2 separate regions of the Homo sapiens genome follow, and region 2 is linked to region 1. The links are chromatin loops, found by intact Hi-C in ENCODE. Cell type or tissue: CD14-positive monocyte. All regions are shown on one strand. Each heading gives the region's core, and the rest is flanking DNA. Links, peaks and the distances in the headings are about the cores only.

Region 1 (15,967 bases), core at 4,057-9,056:
CTAATCTATATGTCTATTAAATTTTACAATAAAAAATAGCAACTAGCATAGTTTCTGGCCCACACTAAATGTTCCATATATTAAAATGGAAGGTATTATAAGCTCGGAAAATACATTTCTCCTCCTCATCTAGGAAAGGAAGGATTAAGTGAAATGTTTCCTAAGTGCTTTCCTTTTTTCTTCTTTTATTGAGATGGAGCCTCACGTGTTGCCCAGACTAGAGTGCTGTGGCACAATCTTGGCTCACTGCAACCTTCACCTCCTGGGTTCAAGTGACTCTCCTGCCTCAGCCTCCTGAGTAGCTGGGATTACAGGTGTGCACCACCATGCCCAGCTAAGTTTTGTATTTTTTAGTAGAGACGAGGTTTCACCATGTTGGCCAGGCTAGTCTCGAACTCCTAACCTCAAATAATCCACCTGCCTTGGCCTCCTGAAGTGCTGGGATTACAGACGTGAGCCACGGCGCCCAGCCTCCTTTTCTCAAAGGAAAAGAAAAATTTATTTAATAAATGGTTTATAGCTGCATCCTGATTCCTGGGCATTGGGGGAGGAGAGGAAGAAACAATTTAACCTACTGATTCTACTGGTCTACTCTGGACTCAGCTCTCTATGTATAACATGAAATCCAGATTTATTTTCATCTGAACTAACATTTGGAAATAATAAGTATTAATGAATGAAAATATTTGTCAAACCCCAGAGTAGTTTAAATCTTACTGTATTTAAACCTTACTGTAGTTAAATCTTACTATATTATATGCTCTATAGGTACTAAATTTCTATTTTGCATTTCATTACATGTATATAATTAATAGATTGATTGCAATAGTTTGAAGTGTGTCTTTTTTTTCCTACTACTTTAAGAAGCCATTCTTGTCTGGTTACCATAGAATCCTTGGAATCTACATTGTAAGGCACATAGTAAGCAGTCAAGAATATTTGTGGTTCTACTGACTGAAGTGATCCTATCTTGTGACTCATGCATGGCACGTCTATAAGTCAAGGTAAAACGAGCTGTTGAAACAGATATACCCAAATTCTCAGTGATAAACAATAGTTTTATTGTCAGGGATCTAGACAGGTGATACTCCATGCAGTCACTGGTAATGGAGGCTTTGACAAAACATCTCACTTTTCCCCAGGTTGAGAGGTTAGTGATATCCAGTGCACGGGGGGGACGAAAGAGACATATGGGAGTACACTGCTTGAGTGACAGGTGCACTAAAATCTCAGAAATCACCACTAAAGAACTTTTCCACGTAGCCAAAACTGTACTCCAAAAACTATTGATATAAAAGAATGTAAAATTAAAAAAAAAAAAAAGAAAGGCAGGCACATGGGAGATCACACAGAAGATCTTGTAGGCCAGGCCTGGAAATGGCATACCTCCCTTCTGCTCATATTTTACTGAAGCAAATCCAGTAAGTGGCACCTCTAAGTGCAAAGTCACCTGGAAGATGCAGTTGCTGCCTAATCTGGGCCACTCCTCCTTGGCAGTAGGGTCTCCTAGAAGGTTTTTCTACCATGCAACTCTAGTGGGCAGCTGGCTTTCTATGCCACAAGACCATTCAATTTATTTCTACAGCTTTATATGCCACACACACCTGTCTCAGCTACATTATAAGCAGGTGAAAGGAAAGAGATTAGATTCAAGTTTGAGTTTTAAAAGGATTTTACTTTGTTTTCTCAAAGCCACCATTTTAGTGTGGCCAGTGTAGATTACTGCTTTGTGTTTTAAGAAACTACAGAGTGAACTAACATTTAATTTATATTTTTGCTCAATTGTGAGGACCTTAATATATTATACACTTAGAGACTTACCAGATCCCTTTATAAATATCACAGAGAGAGAAAGAGAGCATGCTTGCTCAGAGTTTTCTAGAGAATATCTCAAACCATTCAACATTCAAAACAGAGAACAGTTCTTTTTTGCTGGAAGATTAATCTTCATTCTCACACTGTCCTTGGTAAAATTTGAAATTACAACCTCAATTCCTTGATTCATACCAACAAAGGAATATTTTCAAGGGCCTGCTTCTCTTTCACACCAAAATTTCAGTTTGTTAAAGCAAACAATATCCTCCCTTTTATCCTGCATTTCAGGCTATTCCTGAACCGTATGTTTCTGATCTTTCTTACTAAAAGTCATCTGTTAGACATTTCGGCCATTCAAAAAAGGAGATTTTGAAAATTCTAATTTCCTAAAAGACTATCTCAAGGTGCTAAATGATAACCAGGAACTGGGAATTGTGGAAATTCTTGCTTCCATGATTTCAAATTAGAGCTCACAGTATCTTTGGCATAAGCTGCATAAAGAAGAGCATCATGGCACTGAGTGATTTAAACATGAAAAACAGGTACGGGTAATGTGGTTCTAACCAAATCACTGATGTACTGCAGATTAGACAGAATTAATACATTTTATGCTGCAGTCTCTATAAATGAGCCAACAAATATGCAGCAAAATTCTGAACTGCAGCCTTGAAATAAAGAGCTTAATGTAATTCAGTGCTTATTGGTTGCCTAGAAACTAACTTGGAAGGGGGTTGGGGAGGGAGGACTAGAAAACATGAAGGGTTCATAGGTTTAATAAGGAAATTATTAACTCTGAACTGCTTGGGGATGTGATAGATATATCCCACAATGCGCTCCTCTCCCAAGAGCTCCGTAATATGTCTGAGAGCAAGGTTAGGGGGCACGCAGAAGAGGCTGCTATAGAATGACAGGGCAGTAGTGAAGGCTTTGGGCAAACACCAGCATATACAAACCTCCACAGTTGCTGCAACCCGAGATCATCTCAACTTGCTGACAACCTGCAGCTATGGGTAAAGCTTGCTTATTTGCTTTTCCTAAATTATTTTTTCTAGAAACATATAGCTTAGGACTTGGTTATTACATGAGACATTTTCCCAATTCATTATATCACTAAGGATATTTTAAAAGCTTATTTGGGGCAGGTAGGGGATGGGGAGACAGAAAATAGCTTAATCAATTTTGTATTAAGAAAAGTGGGCCAGGTGCGGTGGCTCATGCCTGTAATCCCAGCACTTTGGTAGGCCAAAGCAGGCAGATCACCTGAGGTCAGGATTTCGAGACCAGCCTGACCGACGTGGTGAAACCCCGTCTTTACTAAAAATACAAAAAAAAAAAAAAAAAAAAAATTAGCCAGGCATGGTGGCAGGCACCTGTAGTCCCAGCTACTCAGGAGGCTGAGACAGGAGAATTGTTTGAACCGGGGAGGTGAAGGTTGCAGTGAGCTGAGATCACACCACTGCACTCCAGCCTAGGGGACAAGAGCAAGACTCTGTCTCAAAAAAAAAAAAAAAAAAAGTGAATGGGCTGAGAAATGGGGCACACATATTCAGCAGGAAGCCTTTTGGAAGAGAAGAAATTAACCAGTTTTGATGTTTTAATTGTAAACCACGTGATGTGAAGGGCTCATTGAGACCACTCATGTTATAGTCCCATTGTTAGTTCAGCTTCTTTTCTTTATTTGAATATAGAAACGGAGGAGGAGGAGATGATGCCCAGGTGGCAATTCACAAGGTAGCATTTTAGCATTTCCTCTAAAACTGTTAAATAAATGGCCCTCTCAATTTTAGAGCAGTGCATACACAGGAGGTACTGTGCTTTAGCGTCTCAGCTTCAAAGAGTTGCTTAGGGAGGACATATTTTATCCTAATTATTTTTGACAAGAATTAGGTCAGATTAATTAGTTTAAAATTCAGCTGAACAACAACGTCTTTGCTAATTACTTCAGGGTGCATACATAATTCATTTACAATAGCAAAAAAAAAAAAAAAAAAGGAAAATATTGGGAAAGAATGCTACCTAACACTGACCTCTTTGATGGGCCATCATAAAAAGAGGACCCTCTGTGACCCAAAAGGTGTGATGAGGAGCAGAGAGTTCCTTGAGCATTTTATTCAGTATGAAGATGAATATTTATATATATAAATATGCATTTTTATGTAGCTTTATGTTTTTAATTACTTACATTTAAAATAAACATTTATTTATTTATTTGTAAACAGTGTCTCCCTCTGTCACCCAGGCTGAAAAGCAGTGGTGGGATCGCAGCTCATGTATCCTCTGCCTCCTGGGTTCAAGTGATTCTCCTGCCTCAGCCTCCTGAGTAGATTACAGGCAGGCACCACCACGCCTGGCTAATTTTTGCATTTTTAATAGAGATGGGGTTTCGCCATGTTGGCCAGGCTGGTCTCGAAATCCTGGCCTCAAGTGATCCGCCTGCCTCGGCCTCCCAAAGTGCGGGAATAACAGGTGTGTGCAGGACCTAAATATATTTTAAAAAATACTTTAGAATGTAATGTCAAGGTAAGACAGAGTAAGAGAGTGAGTGGTGAGGAAGTGAGTTTTAGAGAGAAGACAGTCCTAGTTCAGTCCCTTACCTTACCTTAGGCAATGCACATACCTGCTCTGAGGTTTAGAGTTTTTTTTGTTATTGCTGTTAAACTAATAATAGCATTTAGCACCTGCTTTATGGCCTGTTGTGAGAATTACACGAGATAATGTATATAAACCTCAGCACCTGACATAGAATAAGTATTTAATGTTTGTTAGTTATTATCGTTTCTGTAGTAGCATAGGAAATTAAATAAATGTTTGCCCTACTGCCTACACACTTCTAAGCTTGCCCCCAAATTACTTTAAAGTGAATTATACCTTTTGGCTCAGATTGCATTAGAAAGGCCACTTTAAATTTAGACTCAATTTTCTACAGGGGAAAAAAAAAAAGACGGACTAAAATATTTCAGTAGATTAAATATCGAGTAATATTAAGCAAAAATCAAAGGTGTTTAGGAGGTCTTGGACAAATATCAAATAGTAGAGTGTAAGTATGCATTATCTGTCCGGTGTCCTACTCAGGGATAAGAAAGCATTTTAAAATCTTTTATTCATGAAGAGAAGCCCAAATAAAGATTGTGGAATCTCTTGATATTTAAAGGCTTGCTCACAGATTTTTTTTTTTAAACTGCATGAGACAAACAAATGTATCTACACTTGCGTTCTGTTAGTCTAAAATTCTGGGCTAAATTATGACTGGATTTGGGGACATATAATCAAGCATCCAAATACATGTAAACTAAAGATGAATTTTGCTGGCAAACTAGTTCCAGCCTCTGGCATTAGAACTACTTAGATTTTCTTTTCAAATACTAGACTATATTTACAGCTTAAAAATTGGATGGAATAGGAGCCATTAAAAACTGATGACATTGAAGGAAATAATAACAATATTTTCCATATGTAAACCCAAGCTGAAAATACAATTGGCATCTCTGTCTGCTCAGTGCAAAGTATTTTGATGCTTCACACATGTTATCATGATTGCTGCTACTTTAATTCCCACATCTCGCTGGCAAAATAATTGAATAGTGAAGAGAATAAATGTCTCTTACAGTATGTGAGGCAAAAACCCGGATGGTTCAGATCACATTTGGCCAAAGAAATGCTTTCTTATTTCTCTTCTAGAACTGTGTGTCTGAACACTATCACGGGCTGTCCAAAGTGTTTTATTAGATTGTTCTTCCCCCTAAATACCTGATTTCTGTATTAGAGGCATGCTCTCTTCCCTGGAAACAATTTTCCTTTTAAAGTTATAAAACACCCATTAAAATGAATAACTTAACAACTGCCATCAGAGAACAGATTCCAAACAAACATAGTCTGCAGCATTGTTAAGAGAAAAACAAAGGAAGGCCTATGTACTTACTTTACATGGATAAAATTTCCAATGAACCTTTGACTATTTCGGGGAGAAAACTTTAGCTATTAATGGGGAAAAGGAAGCAGGTGTTAGGGTGGATTGGGAAGGAGAGTGCAACTATCTTGAATTGCTGAATTGCAAACCGCAGTAATCATCAAACTCAGGTCATTTCTGGTCTTACTTTTTCTCTTTGACAAAAGAGCAACAAAAGATCATGAGAATCCAGATCTGAGCCACATCACACACACTTTTCTAGTCTCTATACTTCTCAATTATCAACCAGCTGTAATTGATATTGTCATTTCCATTGGCAGTGGCAGCACAACAGGTAGTGAAAATGGGTGCAGCGAGAAAGATGTGGCTGAAATATTTTCTCCAACACAGACTGAGATCTTTACCTACCTTATAAAAATGTTTTCTGCATTAAATTTTACATACAGGGAGATTTTAGCAAATGTCCTGATATATTGTTACTATAAAATAATGAAGGATAGTATTGTTGTTACTTTTGTGATTCTTATCAATATCAAATAAATTGTCTACAGTACACTGTAGACTGTCAAATAAATACAGTCAACTGTAGTTCTAAATTCAAAGACATTTCAATTTTAAATAGAGAGCATAAACATAGGATATAAGTAAATGAGAACAGATAAAAAATAATTATATGAATAGAATGTCATTGTAGCATTTGACTACACTCGTGACCACTTTTATTATCATAAAATTTGAATACTTACTTTTTCTTGAATGCCAACTCTAGGTTTAACTATGTTAGGTGCTTTACATATGAAATTTCATTGAATCACTGCAGTATAACTAAGCCTGGTGTTATCATAATCCTCATTGTAGAGATAAAGAAACAACTGAGGTTACATGAAGTTCAGTAACTTTGCCCAAGTCCCCCAGCAGCTGATCCTTAAACACATGAGAGTAAGTGTCCATATCTCTGGTAGACATGACTGGTAGACGGTTTGATACTGGTGAACCACTGCACCTCACTATACACTTTCTAAATTTGTTTGAGCATACTTAAACTCGTTGCCCACTGTTTGGTCTTTGCCAGAAAAGACGGAGGTAGAGTGACAAGAGTGAGTGAAGGAAAGAGTAGATCGCTTAGAAGTTTGGCCCCATGGATTTAGGTTGACTGCACAGCAGTCTGGACCACCACTAGGGGGCAGGCTGATGCTAATTCATATTTCCATCATTTTTGGCCTAACCATAATGCACAGAACCCAAAGCAGCACCTTACTTTGCTCCCCACTATCCAAGAGGGGACAGTTCTTTTTTTTTTTTTTTCAATGAATGCAGGTATAAAAGTAAGTGAATATGTGCTTATTAGGGCAGGGATGAAAGAGTGTGAATGTAAAATATTGCAGCCACGTTAGAAAGACGTTGGACCATTTCTTAGAAAGTTCAACCCAAACTTAACATACAACCCAGCAATCAGACTCCTAGATAACTACCCTGGAGCCATGAAAACCTATGCTTACATAAAGATTTTCATGTGAATATTCATAGCACTATCATTCACGAATGATGGTCAAAAAGGGGACGTTATCCAGATGTCCATCAGCTGATGAATGGATACAGAAAATGCGCTCTATCCATAAAATGGAATACAATGCAGCAATAAAAAAGGAATAAACCACTGATATATGTTACAACAGGAGGGAACCTCTCCAGCAATATACTAAGCAAAAGAACTCTGACACAAAAGAACCCAGACACAAAAGAACACACACGTTGTATGGCTTCTATGAAATGTCTAGAATAGGTAAATCTGTAGAGACCAACAATGCATGTGTATGTGCCTGGGGCAGAGTGTAAGAATGTGGATTAACAGTAAACGGGTATATGGAATATGGAGCAATGAAAATGTTTTAATACTAGATTGTGGTGATGCTTGTACACTCTGTAATTTTATTAAAAACCATTGAATTGCCGGGCACAGCACTGTAATCCCAGCACTTTGGGAGGTCGAGGTGGGTGGATCACAAGGTCAGGAGTTCGAGACCAGCCTGGCCAATATGGTGAAACCCCGTCTGTACTAAAAATACAAGTAGCCTGTAATCCCAGCTACTTGGGAGGCTGAGGCAGGAGAATTGCTTGAACTCGGGAGGAGGAGATTGCAGTGAGCTGAGATTGCACCACTGCACTCCAGCCTGGGTGACACAGTGAGACTCCGTCTCAAAAAAAAAAAAAAAAAAATCAACTGTATACTTTAAAAAGATGAATTTTATAATATATAGATTACACTTCAATGAATCTGTTTAAAAAAACTTTAAAATGAAATTAGGGATGCAGCACGTCAGGTATGAGATACCACATTCACTCAAGTTGTTTCCCTCCTAAAAACATCTCACCCTTCAGTCCACATTCTGCTGCAGCAACTTCCTGCCCTTCTAGTCCGAACTTCTTTTATAACATTTTGCCTCTGCTTCTTGTCTCTTTATCCTCATCTCATATTCAACCCTCAGCCCACTGCAATCTGGCTGCAGCCCACATAATTCTACCAAAATTGTTCCTGCCAACTTTGTGATGACCTCCTTTTTGTTACATCCAGTGGGTGTTTTTAGCCTTTATCTTTACTTTATCTCTCAACACTTTGACCCTGTTCACCACTCTTGTACCCGCTATTTTCTTATAGAATTTGTAATGTTTTTTTCTCCCGGTTTTCCTTCAGTACCTCCAGTTGCTTATTTATAGTCTTCTTTCTGGGTTCCTCTTTCTTTGTCCATCGCTTATGTTCTGATACTACTCAGGACACTAAGCAAGATCCTCTTCTCATTATACTTCAGAGTGGGGTCAGAATATCATCTCCATCAGAACCATTGGGGGTGGGGCCCTACTTTTCAACAAGACAGGTTTGGGAACTACATTCTACACATACTCAATGAGACACTCTGGAGTTGGTACCCAGGATTTTGAATTTTATTAGGTTTCCTGGGTAATTAATCTGACCCCAAAGTTTGAGAATCATTTCTTTATAAATCATCCCCAAGTAATATTATCTACTCCCATATGTTTAATTACCATCTGCTTGCTGACATTCTCAAAGTTTATATCTCTAGCTCAGATCTTGTTCCTGAAAAGGACTTTGTTCATAATCCATAGGTACAAATTTCTGCTAGCCATCTCACTTGAAGTCTTACAGAAAGAAAATCTTACTATGCCACCAAATGATCGCATTACCTTCGCTTGCCAATTTCGTTATGTTTCCTAGTTTGGTTGAGGAATCAATCACCACTGTTACAGGTCTCACAAATCTAGTTAGCTTCCTTAACCCTTGATCCTAACCCTCCTTTACATCCAATCTGAAGCCCTCTCAATTTAATCTTCTAAAAATATGATGATTGCAGCTACTTGTCTCCATCCCCACTAAGAGGTATTCTAGTTGAGGCCAATAGCATCTCTCACCTGGAACCACTATAGCTGGCTCCAAATGAGTTTCTCAGCCTCTGTCTTTGCAGCTCTCATTTGTCTATGATCCTTTATTCGTAATGAAATGATTTTTCTGAAATGTGAACCTAACCAGGCTGCTTTCTTATTTAAAACATTTCTGTAGAATTCCAATCCTCTTAGGAGAAAGGTCAAATTCTTTAACTTGATAGAAAGGAACTTCCATGATGCAACCCCAGCTTACCACTCCAGACTTATTATTCCCAATCTCCATTTCATCTTTTCAGGAATTCTAACTTCTAGTTTCATTGAACTCTTACTTCTTTAAAGAATGCCAACTCTTTTATTGCCCCTATACATCTGTATATAATGCTCACTGAGATGAAGCATTCTGTTCCATGTCTTTGGCTGATTTTTACTGATTTGTCAGATATTACCTTCCATGTTACTTTCCCTGGAAACTCTCTGAACCTGTAAGTTCAAATAAAAGGATTCTGCAATATGCAATTGTAATACACTATGTTGACCCCAGCATAGAACTATTATACTGCATGTTAAGTTTTCAGTTTTAAGAATTTACTGAACTCTTTTTCCATTGGACTACAGGCTTAATGGGGGCTGCACCCAAGTGACCAGAACATGGATTTTGCCAATATAAACCTATTGAATTATTCAACAAGGGAATGATTTTTTTTTTTGTAAACCACAATCTAAAAAAAGTGTTATAGTCACATATGTTTAACTTCCACATAATTGAAATTATAATAAAGACTAAAAAATTATGTTGTAGGTTTTTGGATGACACTGTGGATATCATTTTAAAATACTATTTGAATGTTTTATATAGAATAAATACAAATATATCAACATTTGGGGGAAAAGTATTAGAGAGTGTTAGCATCCTCAGAGCTAACTCACTATAAACCATACTAAATAATATTAAAAAAATATTTTCACTTATTTGGATACAGAAAATAATGCTATAAATTTTAAACTATTTTATTAGCACCACAAATTCAATAGCATTCTTATTTAAATAGACATGAAAAAGAGTCTTGTTCAAGGTCTATTTTCATGTTGCTTTACCTTCTGAATGAATGACATTTTAGAAGTTATAATGGAGATTTCCTTATTTAAAACACGTTTACCTCCTCAGAAGCCTGTTTTTGACTTTGTATATTTTGAGGTGACCTCTTCACTTATAGTTTCAAGGTGTCTCTACTAAAAATACAAAAATTAGCTGGGCACCGTGGCATGCACCTGTAATCCCAGCTACTTGCGAGGCTGAGGCAGGAGAATCACTTCAACCTGGGAGATGGAGGTTGCGGTGAGCTGAGATCACACCACTGCACTCCAGCACTGGCGACAGAGTGAGACTCCATCTCAAAAAAAAAAAGGAAAGGAAAAAAAAAGAAAGTTCGTGAAGATCAGTAAAACAGCCAAAGAAAATATAGGAATGAGAAATTCAAGGCGAAATTTGGCCCACTGGCCCAGAAGATATGGGAATAAACTACTTGTGATGTTTAATGGGAAGCTATAGAGAAGTTAATAGGTTTGTGAACAAATATCCCAAGCTGTCAGCTCGAGGTATGATTTCCCAATTTAAGAAAATTTCTACCCTGAGGGTAATAATTTTTACTCAGATTTTGTCCAAAGAAACTGCCACTCTTTCCTATTTTTCTTCCTTTTCCTATTTTCCTAATAAAAGTGTTCAGTATTCTTTGGTGGAATTCTGCCCTATTGTTTGATGTCATGACACTTTCTCGTCATTTGGAGCCACTGGTGCTAACCAGAGCAGTGTAGGATAGATACTAGAAGATGCATTAGTACATTAGGTTATATCTCATATTCTTATGTAATTCACACATTCAGCTACTTAACAGAACTCAGCTTCAAAGTTGTGTGATTTTATTTGTAGTATTTTTAAGTAATATTTTATTTTTAAATTTGATATATGCTCATTAAGAACGCATACGAACAATTAGTCACACATCGCTGTAACTGAAAACAAAAATTATGTGGAATAACTTCAGACAGGCCTGATAACCAGAAATATTAATAATGTGTGGAGTCCTTCTCAGCTACTTAACAACTGGGGTGATAATTTTGGGACTCCTCACTCTGGTCCACTCCTTTCCCAAACATTCAGATATTCACTTGATCATCTTTGTTTGCCCTAAAACTCTCTGATACAAGAATACAATATTGTTTTGCAAGCAGAAATACAATGTGGAAAATGAAAATGAGAAAGGAACATTCTTGGTTGTAATTTTCTTAGAGCAGAATGACATTTCAGCTCTAAGAAGAAGCATCATTTTCTTAGAAACGACACAGGTCCAGAGAAATACTGTGACTTGCCTAAGGTTGCACAGATCTAGAATCCATGATCCCGGCCAGATATCTTCAACTTCAGTCTTATTTCCACTGTATTGATTCTTTGATTCTATTTTCTAGTTCATTAGTTTGTCCAGTGTGATTCACTAATAACTACAGCAGGGTTAATCATAATAAAGTCAGTGAATTATTCTAGACACTCATGAAGTAACTGCAATGTGAAGCCTCTGTAAAGAACTTTTAAAAAAGTAATCCTGCTTTATTCTCACAACAACAAAGAAGGGAATCATAGGTATTACCCACATTTGAAAGGACACAAGATATTTTTATCCATATGGATGTATTATTTAAGTTTCTGTAGTTAGAAAATGAAGAACCTCAGATAGGAATCTCACATGTATGCTTCAAGAACTTGAAAACCTTAGTCTTTTTTTTTTTGATACTCACTGGTGATTTAGTAAACCTTTTTCTCCGCCTTGAATTTACAATTTGAGTTTCTATATTTAGTCTGTTTTCTCAGAATTTAGCTTTTTACTAGAGGAGCAGGCTACAAAAATGACCCCTATTCTTTACCCCTTCCTTTGCCCTCTGCAATGTAACATTGCAGTTTCTTCCATCAAGAGGTGAGATCCCTTTGTTGACTGTCTTTTGTTTTGTTTTTGAGATGGAGTCTCACTCTTTTTGCTGGAGTGCAGTGGCATGATCTTGGCTCACTACATCCTCCGCCTCCCAGGTTCAAGTGATTCTCCTGCCTCAGCCTCCAGAGAATCTGGAATTACAGGCACCCACCACCATGCCTGGCTAATTTTTTTTGTATTTTTAGTAGAGGTGAGGTTTCACCATGTTGGCCAGGCTGGTCTCCAACTCCTGACCTCAGGTGATCCACCGGCCTCGGCCTCCCGAAGTGCTGGGATAACAGGCGTGAGCCACTGTGACTGTTGTATTTAGACTAGTTTTGTGACTTGCTTGGCCAATATAATGCAACAAAAGCTAGTTAGCACATAGCAAAGCAAGGAGACAACCTACAGAGTGGGAGAAAATATTTGCAAACTATTCAACTGACAAGGGGTTAATAGCCAGAATATATTAGAAATTCAAACAACTCAGTAGAAAAAAAGTCAACGAATAATATGATTTAAAAATGGGCGAAAGATCTCAGTAGACATTTCTTAAAGGAAGACATACAAATTGCCATCATCAATAATCATCTAAAAACTGCAATTCAAAACCACAATGAGATATCATCTCACTCCAGTCAATATGTCCTTTATCAAAAAGACAAAAAATAATGGATTCCAGTAAGGATGCAGAGAAAGGAGAATGCTTGTACACTGTTGGTGGGAATGTAACTTAGTACAGCCACTATGGAAAACAGTATAGAGGTTTCTCAAAAAACTAAAAATAAAACTATCATATGTCCCAAATAAAGGAGATACATATCCAAAAGAAAGAAAAATCAGTATATCCAAGAAATATCAGGACTCTCATGTTCATTGCAGCGCTAGTCACAACAGTGAAGATATGGAATCAACCTGAGTGTTCATCAGTGGATGAATGGATAAAGAAAATGTGGTCTATTGGAATATTATTCAGCCATAAAGAATAAAATCCTGCCATTTACAGTAACATGGGTAGAACTGGACGACATTATGTTAAGTGAAATAAGCAAGGAAAAGAGAGACAAATATTTCATGTTCTCATTTATGTGTGCAAGCTAAATAATTTATCTCATAGACATAGAGGGTAGAATGATGGTTCTCTCATAAAATTGGAATTACTCCATAATCTCCCTGTTAACCTACTTTTTCAATTTACCAACATATGTAGACTTAAAAAATCAATAGGTGTAGACTCTCTTTGTGGTATTAATAGTTATGAAGTACTCATTTAAATAGTTATGAAGTACCACAACACATTTAACTAATTAGTTTTCCTTGATGCTTATGTGGTTACCAACTGCTCACTATTTAAGCATCAGGACAATAAACATCTTTGTACAGTTATCTCTTTCTCAGATCATTTCCTTAAGAAAGATGTTGAATGGTTAGTCAAGGGGTATATTGAAATCAGTGATACATATTGCATGATTATCATCTGAAAATGAAATATCAATTAACATCTGTATCAAGATTGCTGTCTTGAAAAGTTTGTGAGGGCAGAAGACTGAAAATATGTATTAGGACTTCCTTGCATTGCTGTAAAGAAACTATAAGACACTGGGTAAATTATAAGTAAAGAAGTTTAATTGGGTCACAGTTTTGCAGGATGTATAGGAAGCACAGCAGCATCTGCTTCTGGGGAGACCTCAGGAGGCTTCTAATCATGGCAGAATGCAAATGGGGAGCAGGCTCATCACATGCTGAGAAGGGGAGACAGAGTGAGAGAGAGTGGTGGGGGCAGTGCCACGTACTTTTAAACACACAGATCTCATGAGAACTAATCATCATGAGAACATCACCAAGTGGATGGTGCTAAACTCTTCATGAGAAATCTGCCCCTAAGATCAAACCACCTCCCACCAAGGTCCACCTCCAAAATTGGGAATTACAATTAGACATGAGTTTTGAAGAGGGACAAAAATATGAACTATATCAACCATATAGACTAGGTCTGTCTTCCTGTATACACTGATTATAGTATAATGATAATTTCCCATTCATCCATATTGGAAATTGTCAAATGACCATCTTTTACCTTCGCATATTTCTACTGAATTATCTTAAATATTCGTTATCATTTGTAAAAGTGCTTTATATAGTAAAGATATCCCCCATTGTCATATATATTCTCAGACAGGTTACAACCCATATAAGTTTTTAACAATACCTCAAAGCAAATTTTAATTGTATATGTATTCTATCTTCTCGTATCCTCTGTATTTATCACAGCTATTACTGTATATTTTAAATTGTTTGGGTTTTATCATTTTTGACCAAATACTTGAATTGTCTAGAGCATAATAGCACTGAGGCCAAAGTAGTGGAAGCTGGCTATGATTTTCAAAGGTTTTAGAGTAAATTCCTTAGCCAAACATGCCAAGACGATCTTGTGTCCCTGGGAAAAACAATTATGGCTAAGAACAATTAAGTCCACTGGTAGAAAGATAGCTTATTGCATAAGTTTTTATCCTCCAAATAGGTCAGTGTTATCTTGGCATACAAATGATGTCACATTATTAATGAAAACCAATAGAGAAAATATTTTTAAGGCTATCAAATTGCTGAAAGTCAGAGGTCAAACTAAAATGTATTAGAAGCTGTCAAAAACATGTTACTTCCATGATCATAGACGTCTTTCAATCACATTGAAAAATTATCAGAACAAACTGCAAAGTTTTTAACCTAAAAGGACTCTCGAACTTAAAAAAAAAAAAAATAAAAAAAAAATAAAAACCTTCTTTAAAAAGAAACCTGCATGTTGAATTCTGTCACTCTTCTTGTTTAAGAAGTATTAAGCCTTTTAAAAAACCATGGTAATGAGAAGTAGTTCTGTCATCTGTGGCAAGTTTATGTATAAATTTTGTATACCAGCAAATCCGAATACATCTGCTATTAAAAGCACAAGTGTGCCCCCTTCTGAATAAATGAAATATTGAGTCCTGTATTTGCACTTAAAATAACCAACTCCCTTCTTTCTGGACAAAATTGAATAAACAAATCTGGGCAAATACTAATGGAGAGTTTTAAGAGCACTCTTTTCTCGAAACATTTATGATTGGCAAAATTCTAAAAGAATATTCAGATGAAATCTGCTACATCTTTTCATATGTGTTTGTTTGTTTCCACAGCTGGAATCCTCTAAAATAAGTCACATGGGAAAAAATTCTGATCTTATTCTAGACGAAGAATGAAAAGCCAGGAAGCTACATAACCCAAGGTAGGGTGGAAAGAGTTGGGTAGAGAGTTGGCAACTGTTTTGGAAACCGAAATAGTGTTAAAGATGTCAGAAAAATGTGAAGTGACATTCCACTAAGACTGTTCAAAGATATTTTGAAAGACACTAGCTACATAAGCTAAGTACCTTGCGTTGACTTAAGTTTGACTTTGTTCTCTTAGTTCTATAGCTGAGACAAGTCCCAGAAGGATTAAGTAGGTTTTGGGAAATTAATTAATGACTAAGTCATACTTGTATATCTTCATTCAAGTGCTCTATCTGCCAGAAAACATAGTGATCCAAATGACTATTCTGGTATATTAATGCGTGTTTAATAGGTTACATCTATAAAATGATTTATTTCAATCCAGATTCTTCTCTTATTTCTCCTTCTGTAAATTCAGACCTCAAAACAATTTTTGACCAAAATATGGCACCATGTTTGATATACTTCTCTTGGGCAGTGTGACACTTGACTATTTTGAAGTATCATGGAAATAAAATGTGGATGATGATGAAGATGATTATGACAATAGCAATTGTTATCAAAGTGAAAATGTACTTTGTCATAACATTATTAAAAGTTGACAGTTAAATGATAACTTAAATCATAGTTAAATGATATCCTAA
Region 2 (15,967 bases), core at 4,673-9,672, 580 kb after region 1:
AAAGTATTCCCACCCATGCTCAGTCAAATCTTTTCATGCTCCTTTGGAGATGACCATCGTTCTGATTATTTTGCACCGCAGTATGAGTTTTCTTTTCTTGAATTTTTGTGTAAGTGGAATCACACACAGCATATTCTTACGTAAAGCATCTTCTAATTAACCTCATATTTTTCAGGTTCATCCAATGATGTTGAATGTGACAGTAATTTTTTTCAACTACTGTGTAATATTCCATTATATGAACATATCACAGTTTGTTATGCATTTGCCTGTAATTTCTATACCTAGGGTGTTCCAGGTTTTTGAATAAAGCTATCAAAATTATTTTACAATAAGAGTGTCAGCGTGCATAGGAAAGTCTTCTCCAACGGAGAGGAGCTATTTTAACACTAACATTGTTTAGAATTGACAGAGCGTAGTGATAAAAAGCAGGCTGATTTTACTCATTTTTATTCTTGTTCTTAAATTCTCTATATACAATGCAACAGCTTGTAGCTTGCACTTAGGACAAGCTGTTTCCACTGCCCACCACATCCTCTGTTTTAGAACATCACTGACTGACACCATATCTGCTTGGTTTATTTTTATTTGTCCACTGTCTAGTGTAGTGTCTGGCACATCCTTGGCTCAATAAATACTTATCAACTTGCTAAATGAATGATCTTTAATTCACAATGGTAGAGAAAAGCAGGAGAAATCAAGTGACCCTTCTGTTTTTAAAGTCTATATTATACCCTGGTATACTTCTCTACTAGAATAAATATGCCAAAACATGAGTTAACACTTTTACTTTCATGAAAATACTTCTCAGAAATTCCCCTGGAGATTTTTTTTATTTTAGTTAGGCAAATCATATCTCGTATCATTATATTTGACATTAGTTTAAGTGACATATTACCCCAGTTTTTGGAAATTTAAAATGCATTTCCATTAAATGAGTTTTTTCTAACCGTTTAACTCCAGCTCTTAAAAAATAGCCACAACTTATTTTCATAGTCTTCAGAGGAATTTTTACCTATGTAAATAAGTGGCTTAAGTTTCAGAAACTTAATTTGAAATATTGTATTTGGCTATTTTCAGGGCTGTCTTTACTAAGTGAGAGAGCCGATGTAAAATGTCACCATATATTTGAACAAATACAAATTGTATTCTTAAAATTATACTGAATCATTAAGTGTGCACAGATAATAACCAGATATTTATTTGTAATTAATATGCTGTTATATTTGAAATCCGAATTTCTTGCATTTTTCTGATCTCCTACCTGTGTTTTTTCAACAAATAAATTACTTTATGTAATGCTTCATTAAGGGAAATGGCTAGCAAATGCACACAAAACACAGAATTGCTCTTTCCCTAAAATGAGCACAAAATTACTGCTGAAGATTTAAAGACAAAATTTAGGATTTAATTTTTTATAATAAAGGAAGGTTGATTGCAGACTGTGGATTCAAACATTCTGCTTTTCAGACCCAGTCTCACCATTTCCTGTTTGTATGAGCTTGAGAAAGTTACTGAACTTCCTGGTGATTTATCTCCTTTTAAAGCAGAGGTGATATACACTGAACCTAAGTCATAGGATGGTTGTGAGTGCCAAATGTGTTCGTACACGGACCACACTCAGTATGAGGACAACTGAGTGCTGGGCACATGAAATGTGGCGATGTCCTCTTGCTTACTATTGTTTTGTCTTTATCCCTTGAGAGCAGAGATGTATTCTTTACATCTCGCACACATTCAAAGTGCTCACAGTTAGTAGGTACTTAATAAACACCTATTGATTCATCTACACTCACATTCCACAACAACTACCCCTTGTACGTGACCTCTATCCACACCTCGGCACACCTGGTATGTGTCAGAGCCTCAGATTATCTCTTTCAATGTTCAACATCCAACAACCTTTCTTCAATGTCAACAGGCAAGGTCTGAAGAATTATAGAACTTTTACAGATAAAGTCATTGTGGCTTTGAAAGGCTGGAGTAGTATTAATGGCTTTCTGGGTCTGAAACTCTATCTCTTCACTTCACACTCTGTTCCCACGCAATTACATAATAGCTAAATAAACAGGGTCAAGGCTTTTTTACTGTTCTACTAGTGCCCCAAAAAAGGAGTTTTACTGCATTTAATAAGTTCATAACATCATAAGTTTGGTAGAAATTCCCCTGCCTCAAGTTTTACTTAAAAATTGAAGAAGTAAAGTTATTCAGAATAGATTATCATGTTCAGTAAGCTAAGAAAACTGGCTTTTCCTGAAATGAAATATGCAAAATTTGCCTGAATGTTTGAAATTTAAGACCATACCATGTAGGCCCCTGCATTTCACTATCTTTGATTTCATAGGCAAGATAAATTCTCCAAAACACATTCATATATCTCCAAAGAACAAAATCTTCTCAAATTTATTGGACTGGTTGTGTCATATGCCATTTGATTTCAGTATTGCCACCTTGCTTTCTTAAGGATCATACATAGACAGAATGTTACACAAGTGTAGTATTGAGACACATTGCCATACATACTTTCCTGAGTCCTATTCAATGGTCAAATGTGGAAGGTGAAAATAAATATATAATCCTCAGATAGGAAAAAGAATCAGTGAGGCAGAGAATTCTGAATCATTAATCTTTGGCCTGCTTGACAGGCAGGGAAAATGTAAGCTAATGATGTGTAAAAGGTACAAATCCATTTCTAGATTACTATCTGTCTTCAGAATGATGGCTCAGAGACACCCAAAATGAGAAGGCACAATCTGGCGAGACACACATGGCTCTAACATCTTCCCTGCCATCTTTTCTTTTTCAGTGGGTAAACCCGTTTAAAGAAAACATATTTCACATCTAGGAGTAGGAGGGGCTTTGTGATTTAGGATATATGGTGCCTGATTGTAATTTTTTAGAAACTAGAAATCTAATATGCAGAGAGAAAATAAAACTACTTAAATATCATCTGAATTTGAGTTTACAATTTAGAAACAGCTGCATGTTCTTCTGTAATTTCTTTAAGCCTCCCACTTGGGCAACGTCTGTTTACATACCACATGTTTTCCAAGTACCTTTTTCTATTCATCTAATCTGTTCCAGAATAAGACAGATTTTCACTAAAATAGGGTTTGGTTAAATATGAAATTGTCTCCAATAGTGGATTCGTGTGTCCAGATTATTAAACAATCCTGACATGAGACTCAAGCCTGTGGTTGGGTTGTTCCCCTTCTTTCTCCTACTGTTCACTCTTGGGTTACAATTTTTCAAGAAAACAAGAGTGAAACGTAGGCAGGCACAACTTCATAGGTGTACAAGCTGGAAAATTGCCCTATTAAAATTGTTATTCATTTTATCTTTAAACTTGTGCTTTGCATGTGAAGTCTGATGAGGCAAGAAAGCAGGTGCATGAGCAAAGGATATACATGCAATATGCACCTCTGCCACTGTTCCATGCCACCCTATTTGCATACAGTGTCATTAATGGCCCATAAGCACAGAATTCCAATGGACCTACAACATGTGAGAGTGCAACCGGACTAAAAGTAAATGCAAGGTAAGCATATTTTATGATTGAGTGAGTGGGGTGTTCTCATTTCTGAGAAACCACACCTTCTGTTCAAACTAGAACTTGCTTTGAAGACAGAAAGAAGGCAACAGCATTCTAAGAGACATGAGTGGCTAAGAAATCTGTCATGTATTTCCTTACTTTATATGACTTTATTAATAGCCACTTATGGAAAACTGCTGACACATAAGAAAAGGGAAATAAAGGGCAACACATAGTTTCCTTTTTTTTCAGTTCCTCCTTCCTCATTTCTAAGCCAAAGATAGCATTGATAGAAGGTGTGCGTATCAAATTAAATAAGAACAGGTGAATTAGTTTATGAATAGTCTCTATTCGATTCTTCAGCTAAGAATGAAATACATATGCATATAAGCTGGAAAATAGTACTTGTGTAATTTTCATTATTCCATCTATAAGTTAATTGCTTCTACATTTGCATTTAAAATTGGCATTGTACAATATAAAGATGAATGACAAAAGCCATGCTAATAATGTTAAAATTTAAATTTTTTACTTAAGGCTTTAACTAATGAATAATCATGACAAATGAGAGTAATAGTCTGCAAACTAAAAAAAAGCTGTAGATTTAGTAGCTTTAATGGCATTTTTACCTGGTTTTTGTTTGTTTTTTAAGGTGAGGATCTGAACTTTCATTTTGCACAGGAAATGATACACTACCCACATGGTCCTGAATGAATGGGAATCGTTTTAGCTATTAGAACAAAATACTATTCCTAGAAAGAGTTGTAAGTGTTTTGTGGATCCAAGAGGAATATATTAACTATAAAGTAGATGATTTAGGAAAAAAAAGGAATTTATATAATCTCACTCCTCCTTCAAAACTGTGTTCTGCACAGTACATAAATTGGCCTTATTCTGTCCTCATCTTATTCTAAGATCTCTATATGTCACTAACTAAAACTAGCTTTGAATATTATTTAATCAAGGTCAAGAACAATGCTGTATTGGTTTGTTTATTTTTAGGGGGATGACTTAAAAGTTTTAAATGATGGCCAAACTCAACTCCTGATAAACATTTTGTTGTCTCTTCCCTTTGTCAGGAAACAAAATGTCCCAGGAAAGGTGGAGTGGATCATCTTGGTAGATTAACTTGTGATCGACATTACGTCAGATGGTTGGGAATGTAGATTTTGGCAGATTTCCATAGATATAAATATCATATTCAGAAACAAGCATATGCCAATCGTTGTCCCATATAAACCGTAGTTTTGGATATGCCCATGATAGGCCCTGCACCAGAGCTTGCTTTCTAAGCTTAAAATTTTTTTTTTTTTTTTTTAAGGAGCAGTAGTAAAATTGTGAATGAACAATACGAAAGGATTAGAAGCTGAGTAGCAAGCAAACCTCATGGGCCCATGTCCTTTTATTAGCGAACTAATGTTCTATGATATTCATTCAAATATTTGCTGAGCATCTGCTCTGGAAAATGTACGATGGAAATTCCAAGAATGATGACGGTAGCTCAATGGGTCAGGAAAGATTTGGGAATGATCACATCTCTCTATATAAGTCAGCTTTATTTGTATCCCAGTTGTTAACTTATTTCTCCACTTTATCTTCAATGAGATTCTAATCAAAGTAGAACTAGAATAATTATATCTAAAACAAGCAAAAATATTTTTGCTGCACAGTAGAGCTCTAATCAAATACAAAGATAGCATATTTCGGAGAAAAAGTAAACCAGCAGGAGTTAGACTGGAGCTTGAATGCTTCAATTGCCTACTAATGTGGATTAATTCTGGCTGTTTCATACAAAAATGCATAGACAATATCACAGGAGAAGCATGCGTGCCTGAAACAAAAACAGGTAGGCAAAGTGGCCCTAACACCAACTCCAGTCTTCTAAGAACATTTTGTTTGAAAGAAGGGGTGAGTGGCTTTACATAAAAAATAACAAGAAACTCCTGGAGAAGAAAACGATAGGTCTAGAAAAATAGAGAATAAAGTATAAAGGGATTTAGGAAGCTATCAAAAAGATGGAGGTAGATGACTATAAACAAAGAGATGTAAACAAAAGAAGATAACAATTACTATGAGAAACGCAATTACAGAAGAGTATTTTTAGGAAGATTTTCTGTGTATTGCATGATGCAATTTCTCAACTGTTACCTCTTGCAGAATTCTTTTGTACAGATTCACGTTACTTATCAAGGCCTCGTAAATTACCATTTGAATTTATTTTCCAATGCAACATTTTACCTTAAGGTGGCTTGTCATATTTACATCAAACTGAAAAACACAGTGAAGAAGATAGAAGTAGGCAATGCCCATGGCAGAGAATAAAAGTAGGGGAGGTTAGAAGTTAACAAATTGACAACAGAGGAAACGAAAAAAAATGCGAAGAAAATGAGATTTCACCGTCTTAGGAGGACAGAGCAGGTAGCCCCGTAAACAATCATACAATTCTTTGAATTTATAGGAATTTAGAAAATAGAGTGGGAGAAAAAGAGGAAAACACTAAAACCTTAATTTTGCCCTACTGAAGACAGTTCAGTGTATTTAGAAAATTATCTGCCAATGAATAAGTCAAGCAAAATAATGTAAAAAAATAAACAGGCTTGGGGGTCAAATTGAATTATACATCTTCCACTTGCTAGTTATTTTTCACTCTCTTTGAGAGTCCGTGTTCTAGTGAGAAATGGATAATCATTCATATTTGTTGGTTTAGAGGATAAAATGAACAAATATGCATATTAACGTAGAACAGTGTCTAACACTAGCTCAATAGATGTTAGATCCTATTATTAATTTTTTGAGAAAACATTGTGACCTCATTCATTCAGAATTTAGATTTTCTAGTTTAGAAAATTAATATAGTACATATACCACCGGGGGGGGGGGGGTCTCAGGCAGCAATCCATAGTTGAATATTAATATTTCTGCAGCCAAAGTTATGAATATACAAAATATTGTTTAAAATAAGTATCATAGTCTCTCATTAGATGAGATCAGTTCTTATTGCCAGATAAGTTATAAAAACAAAACCAAAAATTGTTTTTCAGATTCTTTTTCAATTCTATAATTATAGATAAAGGATATTGAATCTGAACTTAAGCCATGGTATCATTTTCGTGACATGATATGATTCATTCAATTATATGTTTTCGACCATCTTCTTGTGAATCTCTACCACACCAATATCACTACCATATCAATAATGGATATGAACTGAAAGGAAAGTGAAAATAAATTTTATTTTGTATACTCCTTAAGAAATTCGAGGCAGGTGGATCAATCACGAGGTCAGGAGATCGAGACCATCCTGGCTAACATGGTGAAACCCCGTCTCTACTAAAAAAAAAATACAAAAAAAAAATTAGCCGGATGTGGTGGCGGGCGCCTGTAGTCCCAGCAACTCAGGAGGCTGGGGCAGGAAAATGGTGGGAACCTGGGAGGCAGAGCTTGCAGTGAGCTGAGATCTCGCCACTGCACTCCAGCCTGGGCAACAGAGCGAGACCCCGTCTCAAAAAAAAAAAAAAAAATTAGTAAGACAATATAAGATTTTTCTAAAATAATGAAAGTATTTAAAAGATGTAAATAATATAAAAAATTTAATGACATGGAACACTGTTTAACTCTTAAATGAAAAAGCAATTTAACAAAATTATATAAACTTGAATGTTTATGCTAAAATGGCAAAATATGGATATCACTAAATAATGAGATTAGAAGCAAGGTATATTTTTAATCTGTTTTTCTGTGTTCAGACTTTCTACAATAAGCTTTGTTGGTTACATTTTTAGATATTTTAAGGTATATAAAGTGAGCTGGGAAACTAGAGGGGAGGTTGACATAGGAAATATTTTTGACACTGCTATAACAAGATGTGGATGGAACATTGATAATTCCCCAGCGAAATTGGCCAATACTGAATGACCAAGTTGCCATTTAAGAAACACTGTATGTGATGCAATAAAGATGACTTTAAACTCTTTGGCATTTTTCCCGTTGGCAGAGGGGGACAATTTCTTCTTCTTTTGAATGTGACTCACTTATAACCATACAGTGAGATATCTGAGATGAAGTTAGAAGACACCTGGCAGCTTTTTCTTTGATTTCCTTGAATATTTGCCTTTTAGCTGCTCCCTCTTGGGACACCTGTCTTGGAACAAAGTTGTCATGCTGTGAGACTCCCATTACCCATGGAGAGGCCACACGAAGGTGCCCCAGAACAGCCAGCAATTTGTTACCAGCTGTGAGAGTGAGAGAGCTTGAATGTTGCAGCCCAGGCAAATCTTCAGTTGATGATGATAGGCTCAGCAATCTGGAGACTTCCTGAGCCCTCAAAGTATGAGAGAAATAGAATAGTTATTTTAATCCATTAAGTTTTGAAGCAATTTGTTATGCAGCCAGAAATAACCTTGAAAAGATCAGGTGCAATGTCCTTGCTGAAGTCTTATCCCAAAGCACAGTTATATAATCCCTACTGTTTGTACTTCTAATACAAATAGGAAAAACTAGATGGTCAAGTAATCAGGAGGATTTTTTGCTGAAAAGCTATCATGGGATTCCAAAAGACAACATTTTTTTAAAAAAGACCATAGACATATGCAATTAAATATATGCTGGAATCACTAGGGAAGTTTTCCCCAATCAGCATGTTTGAAGTTTCAAAATTCACCAGAGGCACGTCACTCTCACTGTGAATCACTGCATGCATAGTTTGAGAAAAATTATATTAATGCAATGCATAAAACTTCCCCAAGGGCTGTTTATTAATTATTATCCAACTTTATAACTATAGTAATAGTAGAAGATGGAATTTTTTTTCTTTTCAATGGGCTTTTGCTCTCTCCTTTTTAAAATCAAAGAAAGGCATATTTGATTAAAATCTACTCTCTAAGAATCAGTAAAATACTGATCTGTACAACCACTACTTTTTAAATGTCTATTACAATTTAATTTCTGAGAACAGAATAGAGTAGAAATGTAGAGCAAACTTCTTGTTTGAACATGGATCTATTCAATTCCCCAATTTGTAGGGTGCTGACATACCACAGAGATAAGCATGTAATCTGTTTATCTACTTCTAACCAGTAGAACTTTCTACCTTATTTATAGGCGTAATTCTTTCAGGCTCCACAGACAAAGACAAGAATAAAAACTCTGAAGAGTGACTGCAGCAAAGGCTGATTGAGAATACAGCTATGAATACTTTTCTTACTAATAAGAAGAAATTCTTACCAAATTCAAAGTCAGAATATTCGGAGGACTAACTGTATACCTTGCAACTAGATTGCTTTGCATTCCTTTTGCTTTTTGGAATGGATTTATTTTTATCAAACTTGGCCATAATACAAACATGTCAAGAAAACCTGCTTCCCTCTATCTATCCAATGTCTTTGAATCCTAGAAGATGAAAATTGGAAATAACAGAGGTTTTCTAGCTCTGTGTTTTTAAAACTCTTTCTATGGATTTCTGTGGATTTTTTTATAGGTTCCAAAACTTTTGGATCTGCATTTTTTTAAATATATTTCACTTACTTTAAACAATGTAAACATAATCTATATTAAAGATACATAATTATTATATTAAAAATCCAATCATCTGGACAGACATCTGACAGAAGAAGATACACAGATGGCAATTAAGCACATGAAAAGATGTTCAACATTATGTATATTTAGAGTACTGCAAATTAAAGCAACAATGAGATAGAACAACACTCAGCATACTCTTTTCCTATGAAGTTGCTGAACCGTTTTGCAAAGGGTCTGTATCATTTTGCATTTCCACCAGCAATGAATGAGAGCTACTGCTATTTCGCATCCTTGCCACATTTGGTGTTGCCAGTGTTTTGGATATTGGCCGTTCTAATGAGTGTTGCTCTAAAAAAAAGAAAAAAAAAAAAAAGTTAAAATTAAAAAATTAAAAATAGAAAAGCAATAAAGAAAACCTATATAAGCAAAACTGCCTCTTTCAAAAAATCCTTAATGTTTATCATTTTTTAATCTTTTAGGAGATGATCAAATAATATTTTCATGATTAAATATGTGTTAAAATATACAATGTGTAGTTGTTTTACATAGAGTGGTTAGAGCCAACTTCTCTAAGAACCTAATATTTGAGATGAGCTCTGGATAATAAAAAGAACCATCCAGGCCGGGCGCGGTGGCTCACGCCTGTAAACCCAGCACTTTGGGAGGCCGAGGCGGGCGGATCACGAGGTTAGGAGATGGAGACCATCCTGGCTAACATGGTGAAACTCTGTCTCTACTAAAAATACAAAAAAATTAGCCGGGCGTGGTGTTGGGCGCCTGTAGTCCCAGCTACTCGGGAGGCGGAGGCAGGAGAATGGTGTGAACCCGGGAGGCGGAGCTCGCAGTGAGCCGAGATGGCGCCACCGCACTCCAGCCTGGGCGACAGAGCGAGACTCCGTCTCAAAAAAAAAAAAAAAAAAAAAAAAGAACCATCCATTCAAATGTCTAAAGGAAAAGTGTCCCTGGTAGGGTGACATCTTTACAATGTAAAAACAGGCATAAGCTTACTTCTAATGTCTGCGTAAAACAATAACCTCGCCAGTATAATTTGCATATTAGTGCTCTCTGTTTTGTTTCGGTTTATTTTATTAATAAACTATATTTCTTAGAGCAGTTTTGAGTTCACAGTAAAATTCAGTGAAAGGTACAGAGTTCCCATATATCCCCTACCTCTACACATGCACTACTTCCCCACTCTCGACATCCCACACAAGAGTGATCCCACACAATTGTTCCAGTGGAAGAACCTACGTCGACACATTATTATCACCTGAAATTCATAGTTTACAATAGCGTTTACTCTTGGTGTTGCACATGCTGTGGGTTTGGAAAAATGTGTAATGATATATATCTGCCATTATAGTATCTTACAGGGCATTTTCACTGCCCTAAAAGTTGTCTGTACTCTGCCTGTTCATCCCTCTTTCCCCCAACTGGTGACAACCACTAATCTTTTTACTGATTCGATAGTTTCGCCTTTTCCAGAAAGTCAGAAATCCTTTTCAAATCGGCGTCTTTCATTTAGTAATATCTAAGTGTCTTTTCAGGGTTTAATAGCTCATTTCTTTTCGGCACGAAATCATATTCCACTGTTTGGCTGTACCACAGTTTATCCACTCACACACTGAAGGACATCTTCGTTGTTTCCAAGTTTTGCTGATTATGAATAAAGTTACTATACACATCTGTGTCCAAGTTATTATGTGGACATATGCTTTCAACTCCTTTGGGTAAATACTAAGGAGTATTTTTTTTTTTTTTTTTTTTTTTTGAGACAGACTCTCGCTCTGTCGGCCAGGCTGGAGTGCAGTGTCATGATCTCAGCTCACTACAACCTCAGCCTCCTGTGCTCAAGCAACTCTCCTGCCTCATGAGTAGCTGGGATTACAGGTGTGTGCCACCACGCCTGGCTAATTTTCATATTTTTAGTAGAGATGGGGTTTCACCATGTTGGCCAGGCTGGTCTCGATCTCTTGACCTCAGGTAATCCGCCTGCCTTGGCCTCCCAAAGTGCTGGGATTACAGGCATGAGCCACCGCGCCCAGTGTTAACTTTTATCTTTTTTTCATTTTGTTTACTTGGAGTTTAACTTGCCCTTCTTTTACTCATTTTTTTTTTTATAGGATAAAGATTTAGGTTGCTGATCTAAGACTTTCCTTTTATCCTAATAAGTACATTTAATGCTAAACTTTTCCTGTAAGGACATGGTTTTATCTGCATCCCCTGAATTCTGAATGTAGTATTTTCATTTTTAAGAAGCTCAAAATATTTTTTTACTTGCCTTGAGACTTCTTCTTTGACCAAAGGGTTATTTAGACGTGTGTTGTTTAATTTTCTAATGTTTGGGGTCTTTCCAGGTATTCTTATTTTATTAATTTCTAGTTTAATTTTATTATGGCCTGAAGACACATTTTGTATCTTTTTTTTCTTTAAAATATACTATGGTTGTTTTGTACCACTGGATATATCTATCTTGGTGAATGATCCATTTTAACTTGAGAAAAATGCTTATCATTGCATGGAATGCTCTATAAATGCTAAGTTGTTTATACCAAGTTCATTTACAGCATTGTCCAGGTCATTGCTCTTCTTTCTGGTTTTCTGCCTTCTTATTATATACTTCGATGAAAATGTTAATAGCTCCAACTACAACTGTGGGCTCGTCAATTTCTCTTTTCAGTTCTATCGGGTTTTGTGTCATGTAACTTGAAGCTTTGTTATTAGCATTAGATGCATGCACCTAATAACTTAAACAGGATTGTGTGTTTTCTTGGAGAATTGACTTTATCACTGCCTAACATGTCTGTATATCTTTGATACTATTTCTTGTTCTGAGGCGTATTTTGTCTGATACTGACATTGCTACTTTAGCTTGTTTTTTGATTAGTGTTTGCTTAGTACATCTTGTTTCATCCTTTTACATTTAATTGATCAATGTCTTATATTCAAAGCAGTTTTCCTATGGATAGAATATAGTTGGGTTTAGTTTTTTTATCAATTTGACAGCCTCTGATTTTGTAATTACAGTATTTAGACCTCACATAATTAATAAGATTATTGATATGGTTGAATTAAAATAAATCTTCACCGGGCTTGGTGGCTCATGCCTGTAATCCCAGCGCTTTGGGAGGCCGAGGGGGGCGGATCACCTGAGGTCGGGAGTTCCAGACCAGCCTGACCAACATGGAGAAACCCTGTCCCTACTAAAAAGACAAAGTTAGCCGGGTGTGGTGGCACATGCCTGGAATCCCAGCTACGTGGGAGGCTGAGACAGGAGAATCGCTTCAACCTGGGAGGCAGAGGTTGCCCTGAGCTGAGATCACGCCATTGCACTCCAGCCTGGGCAACAAGAGCAAAACTCCGTCTCAAAAATAAAAATAAAATAAAATAAATCTTCAAGCTATTTTCAGTTTATTTCATCTCTTTTTCCCCCTGTTTTTCTGCCTTAAGTTGGATGCACATTTTTTATTATTCTATGCTATCTCCATTATTAACTTTTTTTTTTAGTGGTTGTTTGGGGTTAACAATACACCTCTGAAATTAATCAGAATCTTTCTTCAAATGTGTAGTTTAAGGACCTTACAACAGTATAGTCTCAGTTTCTTCCTCCACACTTGGCACTGTTGTTGCCATATATTTTACTTATACTATGTTATAAACTCACAATATTGCTACTATTTCTTACTTAGAGAATCAGTTATCTTTTAGAGCAATTAAAAATAAGAAAAAGAAATATATTATTTTACCCTCGTGTATTTGATTTAGAGCATTTGACATTTTTTGTGTAGATTCCTGTTTCATCTAGTATCCTATTCCTTCTCCCTAAAGAACTTTCTTTAATGTTCGTTGTAGTGTAGGTCTGCTGGCAATAAATTCTCTCCATCTTTGTTACTCATGAAGTCTTTATTTTTCCTGTGTTCTTAAAAGATATTTTCACTGGATATAGAGTTCTGTGTTCACTTTTATTTCTTTCAACACTTTAAAGCTGTCACTCCATTACCTTATGGATTGAATAGTTTCTGATAAGAAGTCTGCTATAACCCTTAAGCTTTGCTCATTCTTTTATTTTTTATTTTTTCTTTTTTCATTTTTATCATTTCCACCCGGATACCTTCAGGACATTCTTATTGCTTTTTATTTTCAACAGTCTGAAGATTATATGCACAGGTGTGAATTTTATTTTTAATCCTGCTTGGTTTTCACTGAGATTATTGTGTCTGTCATTAACTTTGGAAAATTCTGTTAAATCTTTAATAATTCTGCTCCTTCTCTTTTTGTCTATTATTTTGATTACATGTGTCGTAGATTGTCTGATATTACCCCACAGCTTTTGGATGCTCTGTTATTTTTCACTCTTTATTCGCTTTGTAATTCAGTTGTGGTAATTTCTACTGACCTATCTTCACGTTCAGTGAATCTTTCTTTACTTGTGTCATCTCTTCTGATTAGCCCTTTGGAGGTGATCTTTATTACTGCTATTGTGTTTTTCCTTTTTAACATTCGCAAGTAATTTTTTACTTATAGTTTCCATCTTTCTTCTAAAATAGCATTTGTTCTTGGATGTTGTCAACCTTTTCCATTGGTAACTTTAACATATTACAAATATTTTAAACTGCATTTCAGTCCCCAGACGTGTGTCAAATCTGAGTTTGGTTCTGCTGATTGATTTGTCCTTTTGGGGAATGCTTTCTCAGTTTTTAAAAACTTCTGTTTGTGTCTTTTTATGCTGAGTAGTTTTTTGTTGTTGCAGGTAAGGCCACAGAGATTGGGGGAAGCAGCTTTTATGCTCGGAAAACAGCATTCCTTTTCTTCTGCTGGGCATTTGGTGTAGGTCGTTTTTCTTAACTCCTGGTCAAGAGTTAAGCTGGGTTTAGAGGTTCGTTGTTGCTTTAGTCATCTTGAGTACACCACAGGCTTCAAATTCCTTTAGAGATATCTTATGTTTAGGGTAACAGCTGGTTTTTCCAGAGGGCTTTCGTCAAGATCACCCTGAATTTCAGTTTTAGATCCTCCATTCATGCTGTGCCTCAGTGGGAGTCTGTCTCTTCCAACTCTTCTGGCAGTATTTCATGGTTACTTGCTATTCAATGCCCCTCAGCCTGATGATGGGGATCAGTGGGGAGCATACACTGGTGATTCTGATTAATCTTCTGCCTTCGGAAAGCACTGTGTTCCTGAAATCATGGTGTAGCCTATTCAGTGTTCCAGCTTTTTCTACCACAGTGGTTCCTCTTGCACGTATCCCTACCTCTCCCTGGTAATACAAGGGTTTGTTTTTGTTTTTGTTTCTTAGTCCCTTTTTCCCATTACCCTAGGGGAGATGGTTTATGTTGCCATTGCCCCTCAGATTAAAGCTTTTCTTTCCATCCAGGCAATGGGGAGAAGAGCACAGGGGAGTTCAGTGACTCTTACACAGCAGCTGTTATCGCCCTTTATTATTTCAGCCCAACAAGGGAAGCTTTATCAGCATCTTCCACGGTCTTCCCTGGGCGCAACTGGTGGAGTTCAAGGTAGAAAAGGCTGTGAGATTATGTGAACCATCTCCCATACGACATCCCTAGGGGTTGAAAACTCTCCAAGGCCTTCACTCAAGACCCACCGATTCATCAACTATTTTTACTTCACTCAGCGTCGACGAGAAAGTGGGGATATAGTGGTGCTCAGAAGTGACTGAATGCGGGAGTTGAGACTGGAATTCCAAAAAACTGCACTGTCCGCTTCCCACCTGGACTGAAGATCAGTAGCCATTTCTTTCCTTTAGGCATACTTTTTTTCCCTTAGAATTGAAATTCACCTTTATTAATAATAAAAAACACAAATTCAGAAGTAGGTTAGTTCACTCACATATTATTTCAGTGAGTATTATTGCACAGTCACACCAAATAGTTCATTTCTCTTTGTTACAAAAAATTATTTGTTTGTAGCTAAAATATGTTCATGCATCATTCCTTCTACTCCTACCCTCAAAATTCCATTGTCTTTTAAATTCCATTTTCTTCTTTATTGTATTTGGAGTTCCAGGTGGTATATCTGCTGTTACTCACAAACAAATTACTTTTCTATGGCTTAACAGAGGCATAATTGAATATAAAAACAAGGTCTATAAAGTAATTTCAGTACTCTAATACAACTCTGATTTCATAATGATAGAGTAAAAAGCACAAGAGTGAAAATTCAAGAGGACTCAATAGCCATGTAAAGACCAACTGGCAGAATGAGTGAGTGTTAGTACATAAAGGCACATCAGAAACAGTGCCTTGTTGTTTCCCACTTTTCCTAAAACATGTAATGAGAGGTAATAAAATGGAGGCATTTAAAATGTTTCTGCAGCTTTTCAAGTGATTCTTCAAACTTTCTTTACTCATCAACATTAATGTCAGGGATTAGAGAAATGAAATAGCTACAATAACATTCAAAATAATTTTATAGAAAATTTTATTTATTTAAAAAGTCTTCATTAAAATGTGTTTTCTTATTCCCAAATCACCTTTAATATTTTCATTGAATTAACTCAGAGCATATATAACTCCAAAAAGTCAAAAATAGAGATTCAGTTTTATAGTAAAGATGGCCAAAGGCTAGGTAATAGAAACTTGCTGAGGTATTCTGGCTATTGTTGTTAAAATCCTGATCAGCCTGGATGCTGAAACTCTCCACCATAGCACGCTTATGGACCCATCATTGCACCATCTAATAAACTGGGTCACCAACTCTCAACCTTTTAATTTTTTCTACTGAATAATAGATTTCAGAAAATACAGACAACTTATATAGTTGCTTCTCAGAGGGATCAGACAGGCAGTAACTCTTCAGGGTTTCCAGTGGCTCCTACCAGGGTTTGCACCCAAAGTCACCCAAATTACAAACAAATTACTTTTATATGGCTTAATAATTCCAGTATTTAGGTCCACGGTG

Evidence for each region. Peaks named below come from ENCODE experiments on the same cell type or tissue, not always from the same donor. Only the 100,000 strongest peaks of a DNase experiment are listed, where the experiment ranks them.
Region 2: a loop joins it to region 1, with 4 times the contacts of the local background. A loop is called at or near these places in 7 of 110 quality-filtered maps.

Annotation. Positions count from the first base shown.
Region 1 is chr3:6,790,426-6,806,392 of GRCh38, reverse strand. It overlaps GRM7-AS3 (GRM7 antisense RNA 3), which reads left to right and starts at 944. Exons shown (of 4, transcript NR_110123.1): 1 at 944-1,004; 2 at 15,252-15,340. In CD14-positive monocyte, for the core only: CTCF peaks have their summits at 6,699 and 6,909 (motif pointing right); no DNase peak of the experiment used is centred there.
Region 2 is chr3:6,208,343-6,224,309 of GRCh38, reverse strand. It overlaps LOC105376942 (a long non-coding RNA gene), which reads right to left. Exons shown (of 4, transcript XR_940578.3): 4 at 7,155-9,400. Among named protein-coding and RNA genes, the nearest start is that of GRM7-AS3, 590 kb to the left of the region's middle. In CD14-positive monocyte, for the core only: no CTCF peak of the experiment used is centred there; DNase peaks (open chromatin) are centred at 7,489 and 8,179.